Regions from separate parts of the Mus musculus genome. Here all the other regions are linked to region 1. A link is a contact called in ENCODE Hi-C or POLR2A ChIA-PET data. All regions are on one chromosome and are shown on one strand. Each heading gives the region's core, a stretch centred on a gene start or an enhancer-like site at or near the end of the contact. The rest is flanking DNA. Distances are from core to core; before and after follow the strand shown.

Evidence for each region. A loop is a pair of places that touch in the nucleus more often than their neighbours do. ChIA-PET counts read pairs that join two places held with the same protein, here RNA polymerase II (POLR2A).
Region 2: a map of heart shows a loop between it and region 1 (3-fold over the local background). The contact joins the promoter of Pdpr here to the promoter of Glg1 in region 1. A Hi-C loop is called at or near these places in 1 of 37 maps with a recorded cell type or tissue (heart). POLR2A ChIA-PET finds 5 or more read pairs at or near these places in 1 of 5 experiments (embryonic stem cell).
Region 3: a map of heart shows a loop between it and region 1 (1.8-fold over the local background). The contact joins the promoter of Aars here to the promoter of Glg1 in region 1. A Hi-C loop is called at or near these places in 1 of 37 maps with a recorded cell type or tissue (heart). POLR2A ChIA-PET finds 5 or more read pairs at or near these places in 2 of 5 experiments (Patski and embryonic stem cell).

What each region holds. Positions count from the first base shown.
Region 1 is chr8:111,256,716-111,260,627 of GRCm38, forward strand. Glg1 (golgi apparatus protein 1) reads right to left here and starts at 2,495. Exons shown (of 26, transcript NM_009149.3): 1 at 2,056-2,495. The coding sequence starts at 2,481.
Region 2 is chr8:111,092,153-111,096,299 of GRCm38, forward strand. It overlaps Pdpr (pyruvate dehydrogenase phosphatase regulatory subunit), which reads left to right and starts at 2,593. Exons shown (of 18, transcript NM_198308.1): 1 at 2,593-2,674. It also overlaps a transcript of Clec18a not described here.
Region 3 is chr8:111,032,405-111,036,617 of GRCm38, forward strand. Aars (alanyl-tRNA synthetase) reads left to right here and starts at 1,438. Exons shown (of 21, transcript NM_146217.4): 1 at 1,438-1,859.

The DNA of each region.
Region 1 (3,912 bases), core at 1,245-3,744:
ATGGTAGACCAGTGACTACATTTTCAGCTGCGTGTACTTTTCTTTATGCAAACTAATCTAAGGGGGAAAAATGGTACCACTAAGTTAAGACTCCAAAATTAGACAAGTCTGTTCTTTATGGACGGAGAGGGCCACTACATGCATGACAGAAGACCATTCAGTGCTCCTCTAAGGAAAGGTATATAGGTGTTCATAATGTACATAGCTTTAGGCACTCCTTCAACTGGACTTTTTTTGCCACTTTCCCTTAATAATATCCTATTTCTACATCAATACAGTAACAATGTATCTACTAACAGATGGGACAATCTCACCTTAAGGAAACAACATCTAGTAAGTATCCTCAAAAATCAAATAGAAAATTCCAAAAAAGTTTAACAGTTATGACTATTGGCTATGCCGGGCAGCGGTGGCACACTCCCAGCACTTGGGAGGCAGAGGCAGGCCGATTTCTGAGTTCGAGGCCAGCCTGGTCTATACTGAGTGAGTTCCAGGACAGCAGCCAGGGCTACACAGAGAAACCCTGTCTGGAAAAACCAAAAAAAAAAAAAAAAAAAAGAAAGAAAAAAGAAAAGAAAAGAAAAGAAAAAAGACTATTGGCTATATCTACTTTCCAATCTTCAAGCTATACATGTGACCCACGTAAGGTTCCACATTTCTGGTAGCTCTGGAAACTTTCTGGCTCTTGATTTTGTATGTCTTTTCCTCTTATGACTTTGGTTTTTTTAAGTCCTATTGTTACCCTGGCTGGTCTGGAACTCTCTACTTTGACTAGGCTATAGTCTCAAATTCAGAGAGAGATCTGCCAGCCTCTTCCTCTCAAGTTCCAGAATTAACAGGATGTGCCATAAAAAAAAAGGGCCTTACCTTTGCATAACACTAAAGCAAGACTAGCAAATGTCTATAAACCAGTGGTCACATCATGGCCTTGAACAATCCTGAAGATACAGTATTCCAAATGAGATGGCCAAATAGCAATTTTCTACTTGCCAGATTTTGGGAGTAATCTTGTTTATCTAAACCTTTGAAAACAAATATTTCTACCAATATGCTCACGTCTGCAGCATCAAATATAGAAAAGAAGTTGTCAATGTTTTTTAACTGGAGCACACCAAGTAATATAAGCTCTAGAAGAACTCACTAAGGTACTGTTAAAATTATTTCAAACTAGATGAAGTGGTTCAGCCAGATGCGGAAGGATGCCTCTCATAGGCGGCCAACCTGGGCTACAAGCAGATCCGGTCTCAAAAACAACTATCTTAAGACTTCAGAAAGACCCCACTACAGACCACAAACACCTTATATTTATTATATAGCATCAAATGCTGCCTGCAACTTTCTCAGACTTTATAGGGTTCCAAGGGACATGAAGGAACAGCCTAAAAAATGAGGTCCTTTACAAACTGACCACAGGAAGTGAAGACAAAAAAAAAAAAAAAAAAAAAAGCATAGTTTCAGCACCAGGTAAATAGTAAAGATTTACCAATTAAAAAAGAATGTGGTAGAAACAGTAAATTCGGCTTTTGACTACATTCACACCAGAAGAGAACCCAGGTTAGCTCACCAAGCGCCTACTGCTAAATAAACAGCAGATCGATCTTTAGCAGTTTAAATGTACCGATTTTTTTTTCCACGTTGAAATCCATTGCTACAAACTGGCGAGGTCGAAACGGATAGCAAACAAATCCTAAACTGGTTTTCCGGCGAGGAACCGCTCTGCATAGAGCATCACACAAAAGACAGGAGCGCAAACAGAAAACACGCTCCTTAGGCCTGCGCCTACTGAGGCCGTGAGCCGAGGTCCTGATCCCAGAACACCGCGACGACAGGGAGCGAACTAGGGGACCGGAGGAGGAAGGATCGGGGTGGGATCCGCTTGCCCGAACGCACCCGGGAGTGAGGGGCAGGAAAGAGAGAGGCGCGAGCACAGCCCTGAAGGAAAAGAGCAGAGGGAAGCTGCTGCTGCAGCCCGGCATCCGCGGCTTCCAGGCCGGCGACACCCTCCGGCCCGCACCAGGCTCGGCCCTCCTCCCCAGGCTCGTCCCACCTCCTCACCTCCCTCACGTCCTGCAGGCACTCGAGCACCGCCAGGTTGTTGCTCCAGGTGTGTTTGGGGCACACACGGGTCACGTCCTCCCGGCAGGACTCTTCCTCCGCCAGCTTCCAGCCTCCGCCAGTCCCACCGGGCCCCGCTCCGCCCCGCCGGGCCGGGAGCCCGCCCGCCGCGAAAAGCGACTGCTGCTGTTGCTGCTGCTGCTGCTGAGGCGGCGGCTGCTGCTGCTGCTGCGATAACTGAGGCTGCTGAGGCGGCTGTTGGCCGGCCGGGCTGCCGCCTCCACCTTGCCCTGGGAAGGGCCCAAAGTTGGTCCCCGGACCCTGGCCCTGACCGTGACCATTCTGGGCCCCTGCTGCCGCGAGCAGCAGCAGCGGCAACGCCGCCGACAAGCGGAACATCCCCCGTACACGTCCACACACCGCCATCTTGGGTTCGCGGCGAGCTCGACGCACCCGCCGGCGACGTGTATTTAAATGAGGGGGCGGAGCCGCGGGCGTGGGCTGGCGTGGCTCCTCCCCAGCGGGCGGTAGACTCGGGAGTCCGCGGCGGAGTGAAAAGCAGCGGAGGTTGCGCTGCGAAGGAAGGGCCCACGCCCTGGACCCGGCTGGCGGGAAAGTGGATAGCCTTCCCGGAGGAACTGTTGGAGCTGCTGAGAAAACCTGCGTAGGGGCACCGTGGTATAAATCTCTCGATTGTTGACACGGAAGAGAAAAAAGAGAAGTGAATTTGGACTGACACAACTAAGATGGCCGGTGGAATATTTCGCCAGTTCGGTGACTCACGGTGGGTGGAGGAGGAAGGGTTAAAAACTTTGTTGTGTGTAGATGAACTTCAAAACCGAATGTATTCCGGTATCTGAGAGCCTCATTTTGTGTCTGACCTGTATTTCTTACCTAGAGAAGCAGGCGACAATTCGATGAATGTTAAGCGTACATAGGTTATAATCCTTGCTCATGGGCCTTCAAGATGATCGCTCAAATGTAAAGTAAAACTGTGAACTTTTAGAATAAAAACAGGGAGAGGCTGGGGGTGTAGGGGTCAGTTGGTAGAGTGTACAAAGACATGGATTTGATACCCTTCATCTCATAACCCGGCATATGCCTGTGATCCTAGCTTTCAGGAGGTGAAAGCAGGAAGGTTGAAGCCAACCTAAGACTGTTTCGAGAAGAAGAAGAAAAAAGTAACAAAATCAAGGAAACTACCTGGCCTGTAACTTGAAGTCCCAAAAGTTATAGTCAATATTAAACACAACACGAGGGCCTTTGCTTGGACATCTTCTTTAAGAACCAGGACTTAGGGACTGGCAAGATGGCTCTGGTAAGAGCACTGACTGACAGTCCTGAGTTCAAATCCCATCAACCACATGGTGGCTCACAACTATATGCAATGAGATCTGATGCCCTCTTCTGGTGTGTCTAAAGACAACTACAGTGCACTTACATATAACAATAAATAAATCAAAACAAACAAACAAAAAACAGGACTTAGACTCCCCCTACTTCCATTTTTGAAACAAAGTCTCACTGTTGGCCCCTGGCTGACCCAAAACTCACTATGTAGATAGACCAGGCTGCTCTCCAACTCACAGAGACCTCCCTTCCCCCGCCCCGGCCCCCTGTGAACCACAGGTCCAGCCTGTGTCAGCAAATTGTATTGCTGACCTGTACGCAACATCTTCAACATTGCTTTACTACACACTAGTGACCCCTCCTTGGGTTGAGAGCGTCACACTTGGCTTCACACAAGGTGTCAACTAAGCCAGCATGACAAAGGTTAGGTTCTAATTCAATTGAGAAAAACTTTGTACAGAGGGGATATATTAATGGTTCCGTACCAAGAGATTAAATGAACCTCCC
Region 2 (4,147 bases), core at 1,343-3,842, 160 kb before region 1:
CACTCAGGGAGAGTGGGGTTTATTTATGTGTAGGACCTAGGATTGACCCCAACAGAGTATCAGCAAAAATCATAAAAAAACCAATCACAAAAGCAAAAATATTTCACTGGTCTTGAATGCATTCAAAACTGTGCTGGTGGCTGTAAGAGATTACAAAAACCAAATCTTATCACTGACAACACAAAGAGCTTGTGGGAAGCCACATGTGCCATTGCAGAGTGGCACTGACTACTGCTGGCCACCACACATAAGTTTGGACAAACAACCAATGTGTACATATGCAGTAAAGTTTTTTGCAAAGACACTGCCTGGCCCGGGCATGATAATGAGGCTTTGAGAGTATAACCAATCAGATGTGAGACATGCAAATGAGGTATGATAATGAGGCTCTGTGAGGTACAGAGAGAGAAAGAGAGTAGCCAATCAGATGAGGAACATGCAAATGAGGCGTAGTGCATAACCAATCCGGGTGTGAGACACGCCTCTCCTAGGCCTATATAAGCAGCACCAGTTCTGGGCTTGGGGTCTCTTCGCCTCTACAATCAAGCTCTCCCAATAAACGTGTGCAGAAGGATCCTGTTGCAGCATCTAGTCTGGCGCGCGCAAGAAGAGCTTTCAGACTTAACACTTATTTTATCTTTTATTTTCGAGACAGTGTTCCTGTATGTACCTCCGGCTGTCCTGGAACTCCCTCTGTAGACCAGGCTGGCCGCAGACTCACAGGGACTCACCTCCTTCTGCTTCCCAAGTGCTGGGATTGAAGGTGTGTGCCATCACTGCTCGGATAGACTTAGCAATTTCTAGTAGAGTCAGTAACAGTTGTGGGTGAGAGAAACATTCCCTACGTGTGACACATAGATAACACACCACCTCATTTCATTCACCCTGTCCTGTAGATAACTAGGTTGCTACAAAGTTTGTATGTCTGGAAATTGTAAGTAGGCAGATGGCTCAGGAAAAACAACAAACAAACAACAAAAAACAAACCCAAAAACCTTTGGTTCCCTGACAAATTAAAAAAACCTATCCCCAAATATTTTTGATTGGTCAGTGTCTTTTCATTTTCATTTTTTGGGGATAGGTATCATTAAAAACTTAACCAAAAATGTGAAAGGATTCATCTACTAGGGGCTTCCAAATGTCTTGAGCTTAATGTTTCAGGAGAACAAGGGCAACTGAATGTGTGGTGAAGCAAGCCACTTGGGAGGTGGAGGCAGGAGGACCAGGAGCTAAGTCATCCTCTGTACCTATTTGAATCCAGCCTAGACTGAGACTTTGCCTATAAAAACATACACATAAATAAATAAATAAATAAATAAAACAAATAGACTTTTTTTTGGTTGTTTTTGTTTTGTTTTTTTGAGACAGGGTTTCTCTGTGTGGCCCTGGCTGTCCTGGAACTCACTCTGTAGAATAGGCTGGCCTCGAACTCAGAAATCCATCTTCCTTTGCCTTTCAAGTGCTGGGTTTAATGGCGTGTGCCACCACTGCCCAGCTACAAATAAACTTAAATAAAACAAATAAACTAAAAAAAAAAAAAAAAAAAAGGAACCGGGTAGAGTTGAGTCTTACTGTCAGTTCTCATCTGGGCAGTCTTGGAGAAATTCATGGCTAGTGAGTTGGGTATAAACTAAGCAAGCTGGGGAATGAATGACATCATGAAAAGGAGATTCTTGAAGCCTTCTTGTTCCTAGTCAGAGCGCTCAAGACAGCACCAAGGTACACAGCCTAGCAATAATGTTCAAGACTAGCTCATAAGACAAGATAGGCTAAACTAAAGCACACCATTTCGCTTGCTGCTTGTGCGAAGGATGATTGGATGGTGTGCGCCAGGCGCGGGGTGAAGGTGTTGAGAAGCTGCACCTGAGTAAGGTTAGGTCCTCAAGATATCTGAGGGCCACGTCTACACCAGTGTAGAGACACATATATTTAATCTAGTAACGAGTGCTGTGAAAGAAACTAGGGGATGTGGCTGAGAGTTGGGGGCGGGGGTGGGGGGATGGAAGGCAGAAGATGTTTCTGAGGCTCCAGTGAACAATGCTTTCCCTCTGGGCAGCCGCAAGGAGTAAGATGGGAAATAAGGTCAGCTGATTCGGCCTCCAAGGTGCGGCCAGGCCCACAGTACAACTTCTGCCCAAGCCAAGCACTGAAAGGCCTTAAGCGACGTGCAGGGACGGACAACGGTGACCACGGGCAGAGAGATGTGGTTCTGGGCTGCGGACCCCTCGCGCAGGATCGGAGCTCAGGCCTGGCGGCAGACGATCACCCGAACTGCCCACACACCGAGGCCGGCGGGAGACCCGGAGCGGGGACGGAGGACGTTGGCAGGTCCCCGCACACTCGTCGTCAACCAGGCGGAGGCGGAGGCGGAGGCGGAGGTGGCGCGGGAGGGGCGGGGCCTGGCGAGACCCAAACAAGCGCACGTGCGGGCCGGTCCGCCGCGGTGACGTCACGGCGCGTCGGCGCGCGCGCCCGCCTTACCCTTGCCGCGGGCCGTAAAGCGCGGAAGGTCGCAGGCCCCCCGCGGTCCCGGAACTCTGCGCTCCGCGTCCCGCCCCGTCCCCATGCCCTGGCCCCCTTTCCGGCCGGCGCAGACCCTCTTCAGCGGCTGGGCTGCCCTTCACTTCCGCCGGGCGTTGCTGAGCGCGCTGCCCGCGAGTCGCGGGCCCGTGAGGTAGGAAGCCGGCTAGGACCCGCGGGTCCGGGCGGCCTTCTGGTCCCGCGAACTCTTGCGCCCCGCACGCCCCTGGCGTCCGAGCTTTGGGCTCCGGCTCCCGGCCGTCCCTCCGGGTCTCTGAGGCGGTGCCACCGGTCGGGCGCCGGGATTGAGCCAGTGGAGCTGCGCGGGCCTCGGGGAGCCGCGCCCGCCGTCCCGGGACTGCGCGCCGGCTCTCCCAGGGCGGCGGACCGGGCCTCGGGGCGGGCTGCGGCTCGGGCGGGCGCGCGCGCACTGCTGTCACGGCCAGAGGTGGCCCCGCGTCTCTGCAGGTGGAATGGTTTCCCACCTTGTAATGTGCGGCTCGGCTGTGCTTCACCGACTCCTGTCAGAGACCTAGTCAGGGCCGTGGGGTTTCCAGTGGGTGACTTGGGGTGACAGTTGTGTGTGATCCCGAGGTGCGAGTCCACGGTCTCCAAGCCTACTTCGAACATTTATGCAATCTTGATTTGTAGGGATGATGATGTGGTAGAGGGTCTAGTTATAAAGACGTCCTTTAAGGATCCTCTTTTTTTTTTTTTTTTTTTTTTTTTTGGTTTTTCGAGACAGGGTTTCTCTGTATAGCCCTGGCTGTCCTGGAACTCACTGTGTAGACCAAGCTGGCCTCGAACTCAGAAATCCACCTGCCTCTGCCTCCCAAGTGCTGGGATTAAAGGCGTGCGCCACCACGTCCGGCCCAAGGGTCCTCTTTTTGGCGTCAGGGACGTGTATAATTTTTCTTAAATTCTCTCAGCCAACGGTGCATTTGTTGAAAATTACAGCATCCTGAACTTGCATGATCAAACTGTTCAGAGGGTCATTCTGTTGCTTGTAAACTTGCCCTGGTGATTCCTCCGAGTTATGTGTGGGAGATGCGTCAATGTACATTCAGCCTTCATTCTTTGTGACCTGTGGCTCATGCTGTTACCAGAGGAAGCATTCAGGAGTTGTTAGAACTGTCCCTGTGACTGCCTTTTAAAGACAGAGTCTTGCTCTGTGGCCCCAGCTCACCTGGAACCTGGGCATTTCTCCTGTTTCAGTATCCAGTGTGGTGGGAATTTCAGGTGTGAGCACTGCTCCAGGATTGAGCTTGTTGGTGTAGGATCCGAGCACAATCAGTCTGGGTCTTAAGGCTGTTTAGAAGTTACTCTTACTAGTAGAGATACCGTTAATTTTCACGAATTTCAAGAAAATGCAAAACTTCCTGACCTTTCCTTTGAATGAGTTTGCAGTCTTCAGTGTCTGTTTTCCTGGCTCTACCTCCTTTTCCTGTGAAACTTGCTTGCTTTTACTGCCAGACCCCTTCATCACATTTTATTTTATGAGTGTTTTGCCTATGTGTACGTTTGTGCACCATGTCCACGCTTGATGTCCACAAAAGTCAAGGCATTGGATTCACTGGAACTGAAGTTAAAGATTGTTACCTCCTTGTGGGAGTTGGGAATCAAACCC
Region 3 (4,213 bases), core at 188-2,687, 230 kb before region 1:
ACAGAGGAAAAAATAAAAATAAAAAGACAAGGTCTTGGTATATAGCTGTGAACAAAAACTGGAAAGAGACTATACTATGTCTGTGGATACTAATTGACTGATTAGATCTGAGGTCAGTACTGTGAAGACAGGAATGTCGTAAGCTCACAGGCTAATTGAATTTGTCTTGGACTAGTTCTGGCCTTCTGAAAACAACCATTCTTTGTCCATTTCTGTGTTTGAACTAATAAAGTCTTGTACTAACAGATAGAAACCATTTGGAATCTATTAACTTACCAGACCACTGGCTTCCACCATCCAAAAAGCTAAAGATGCCATCAGATAACATCTTGGGTCTATAGAAAAGCTTTCCATCTTGCTATAGTCGCCTTTCAGATATAACCATCACTATATTTTAAAATTACCTTGACTTATGACTCTCTTTGTTCTGTAAAGCTGTACATCATGAAAAAGTTTTCGTGTAATTTGGGGTTTCCTCATCTGTGAAAAAGTGGTACTAGCAGACCTGATAATACAGTTTAAAAATTAAACGGTGTGTGAACTTTTTAGTGTGATGCCTTACCTATAGATTTTAGGTTTTGTGTGTGTTATTTTGAGACTGTGCCCAAGGCCCAAGGGTAGCCTTAAGCTCTGATCCTCTTGGCTCTCAAGTGCTGGGACTATGGATGTGCGTCACCGTTGTAGGCGTTTCCTAAGAATGTTGACTTGTTTTCTAAAGCAAACAGAGGGACAGATGTCCTTTAACTTGGGTTACGTCATTTCTTCCTCTTCAAAATCAAGACCCGAATTTCTTCTTATTGGGACCTGAAGGACAAATATAAAGCTATGCCTAATGTCACAGGACTGTACTGCCTCCTACTCCGGAGGCTAAGACAAGAGTGAAAAATTCAAGGCCAACCTGGACAATTTATCCAGACCCTGTCTCAAAGAGAGAACCGGACGTATCAGTCAGTGCCAAAGCGCTTCGGCGTGGTTGAAGCACTTATTTCAGTCCAGGGTACCGTTAAAGAAGGCATGCCGATCTATACGCGATAACAATAAGAACATTTGATTGGTGCACACCTGCAAGACTGGCAAATCCCCTGATTTCAAGACCACCTTGCTCCGTTTCAAAAGGCCGAAAAACGAACCTTTGAGGTACGTGTATCACTTTGCAGTTAAACAGTTCTATGCCAAAATCTGTGATCGCCACCAAATTCATGTTTTCATTCCTCTTGTTAACTGTCAACTATTAGGGCTTTGCCAATAGAACCCAAAATGTCTGCCTCCTGAAGCCAATAGTCAACCCTGTCACGTGACACTCCATGTCCTAGCTTTCTTGAGCATTGCATCAGCCGAGCCCAGGAGCCTTCCCAGAAACCGGCTTGTTAGCTCATTCGCGCTCCGAATGATTGGCATGCCAGTGGACCAATCATATCAGAGGATGACAAGGCGTAGCGGGTCACTTTTCATCAGAGCGCTCTGATTGGATGGTGAGGTACGGCTCTGGCACCGGTTGTGGCGGGTGAGTATAGCTTCTTGTGCGCATCTGAGGGAGCAGGTAACTGCCGGCGAGTGGCGGTGGGCTCCGGGCAAGGAAGGACCTGGGGACCCGGACCCTCGGGAAAAAAAGCAAGTGAGCCCCGAGAGCTCTACGAGAAGAGCCGGCGCTTGGAGGGGGAGGGGCAGCTGCAGCGGGCTGCCGGGCGGTCCCGCCCCTGGCCTGGGTCAGGACCCGGTCTCCGCAGGAGCCGGATCTCGAGAGTAGCTTTTGCTATTCCCTCGGAGCACTGAGAGTGGTGTGGTTTCTGGTGGACTTGCAGAGGACCAAGACCTTGGGAAGATCGCGGTTGCTCTTCAGTCGCCACCCAGAGCTAAGGGTTTGTCTCCTCTAATTTTAATCTCTTAGGGGGTTAGGGAACCAGGCCTGAAGAGCAGGGTGACTAAGATAAATGGAGTCTCTCTAAGAGGCATCTTCATTCATTCTTTATTAGGTTCTCACACCTTACCCCAGACTGGCCTGAACTCAACTCTGTAACCCGGGCTGGCCTTGAACTCGCGGCAGTTCTCCTGCCTCAGCATTTCAAGTGCTGGAATTACAGGCGTGAGCCAGCACTCCAGACTCGCTTCTTTCTGTTGCTGTTTTGAGACAGGGTTTCACTATGTAGACCAGGCTGGTCTCGACTCACAGAGATCTTCAAGAGTGGTGGGACCAAAGGCGTGTGCTACGACCCTCGGCCCGATTCGATTCTTAAAAACAGAATAGTTGATACCTTCAGGTTCACCCGAACAAATATATTCAGCAATTTTTTCAAACAGTCTAAGTTTCCTGGTGTGCTTTGGAGTATGTTAGTGCAGAGCATGCTATTTACAGATTAGTATAATTAATCATGAGCATGGGTGACGACCACTTTACTAGATACTGAAAATACACTGTAACGGTGAAGTGAAGCCAGCCAGGATTCCTACTGAGATGTAACATAGACTGTGATTGGGAGGTGAGCATTAAATAGTCACACCAAATAAATCATTTGAGGCTAGGAGACAGTATAAAGAGGAGAGACCTGGTGAAGAAAGGAAAGGTTTGCTTAAGTATGTTTCTTTGTGATTGATCAAAACGACCTCATTAGGAAGAAGGGAAAGGAGAGGCCAGGCAGAACGGCTAGCTTGTAAATGGAAATATGTTACAAGGTCCTGTGGCTGAAGTCACCTTGTAATTCAAGGCCCTGGGTCTGGCCCCAAGCTTGCAAATACAAACAAATAAATAAAAGTTCTGAAGGCCTTTTAAGCCCCTGCTGGGATGTACTGTTTTCGGACCTGCCTCTGCTACAGACGTGTTATGTATATTGAGGAAAGAACAAGTTTTAATGTTGGAAACTTTATTTATTTATTCATTTATTTATTTATTTATTGGGGGCTGGGTCTCTGACCTGGAAACCTCCAACCCTCCATTTTCCTTCCTCAGCCTCCCGAGCTCTGGGATGGTCAGAGTGGGGACACAGCTTTCAACAGCCTTCAGTCTTCATAGGGTAATGGACATGTTAGATCCCAGTATACAACTCTGGTGTAGTCTGTATGTAGTGGCCACCCTATGGGGGCACTGGTTCTCCACTGGCTCTTAGCACACAGTCCTCATTCATTACTTAGGCAAAGGTGGGAGGTTCAAGTGTGCTCTAGAAAGTAATGTTCCCTCAGCTTGTCTGTGGAGAGAAGCAGGTTGTTTTCTTCAGCAACAATGACTCTAAAGGTAAAGTCGAACTGTAGCCATTGTTAAGGAGGGCTGAAAAGAGAAGGCGGTGTGACAAGATTTCTGAAAACCTTGACTCCTTATGGTGACTAGCAAGATCCTGTGGGAATGCAAGTCCATCCCCACCCCCCACCCCACCCCTCCACACACACTCAGCCTGTGTCACCATCTTTTTGCCCCTTTGGGGCTTCTGTCAGAGTGATAGACTAAGTTGTAAGTAGATCATTTGGAGTTGTGGTTGGCTGAGTCAGGATGTCATGTGCTTTGCGGGTGTGTTTAAAAACTCTGTGCTAATGGGCGTAAAATAGTGTCCAGTTCAATAACTTTTTTTTGATGCTCACAAGGTCCTGTTCCACACAGACACTAAACTCAAGCTAAAGTGGTGCAGTTAAGTTTAGAGCTGGCTCTAGAATTCTAGAGATGTTTAGATGATGTCAAAAATGAGACAGTTCTCATTTGTCAGGACACCCAGCACTGCAGAGCACTACAGCACTAGACGCCGATTGGTGCACTCCAACCAAAACCTGTCATCCCCACCTTACACACTCCCTGCCTTTCAGGGACCTGAGGGTGCACATAAAAACGTTTTGACGCTATAAAGTTGTCTTTTCTCAACCTCTGCCTCTTCTGAGTCCCCGGACTCGTTCTTCCAATAGCATACTCATTTCGAAATGATGCTGTATACAGATAGCCCCAGTTCTTCGTAATATCATGGCTAGAACCCGGCTCTTTCCCAGCTAGGGCTCTGAAGGTTTAGGCTACGTAGAGGTTGATGCATTCTTGATACTTTAGGGTGGTCCATGGCACAGATGGGCTTATCCCTGGGTTCATAGCCACTGACACAAGTGTCAGCCCAAACCTGGCACCTGTGCCTTTGGGGATATGGAACTTTGGACAAGCCTCAGCCTGTAGGTTAACAAAGAGCTTGGAAGCTCCTCAGAGGCCAGTGGGTACAGACTCCCCTTTTGTTGAGGTGACCCTTGCCGA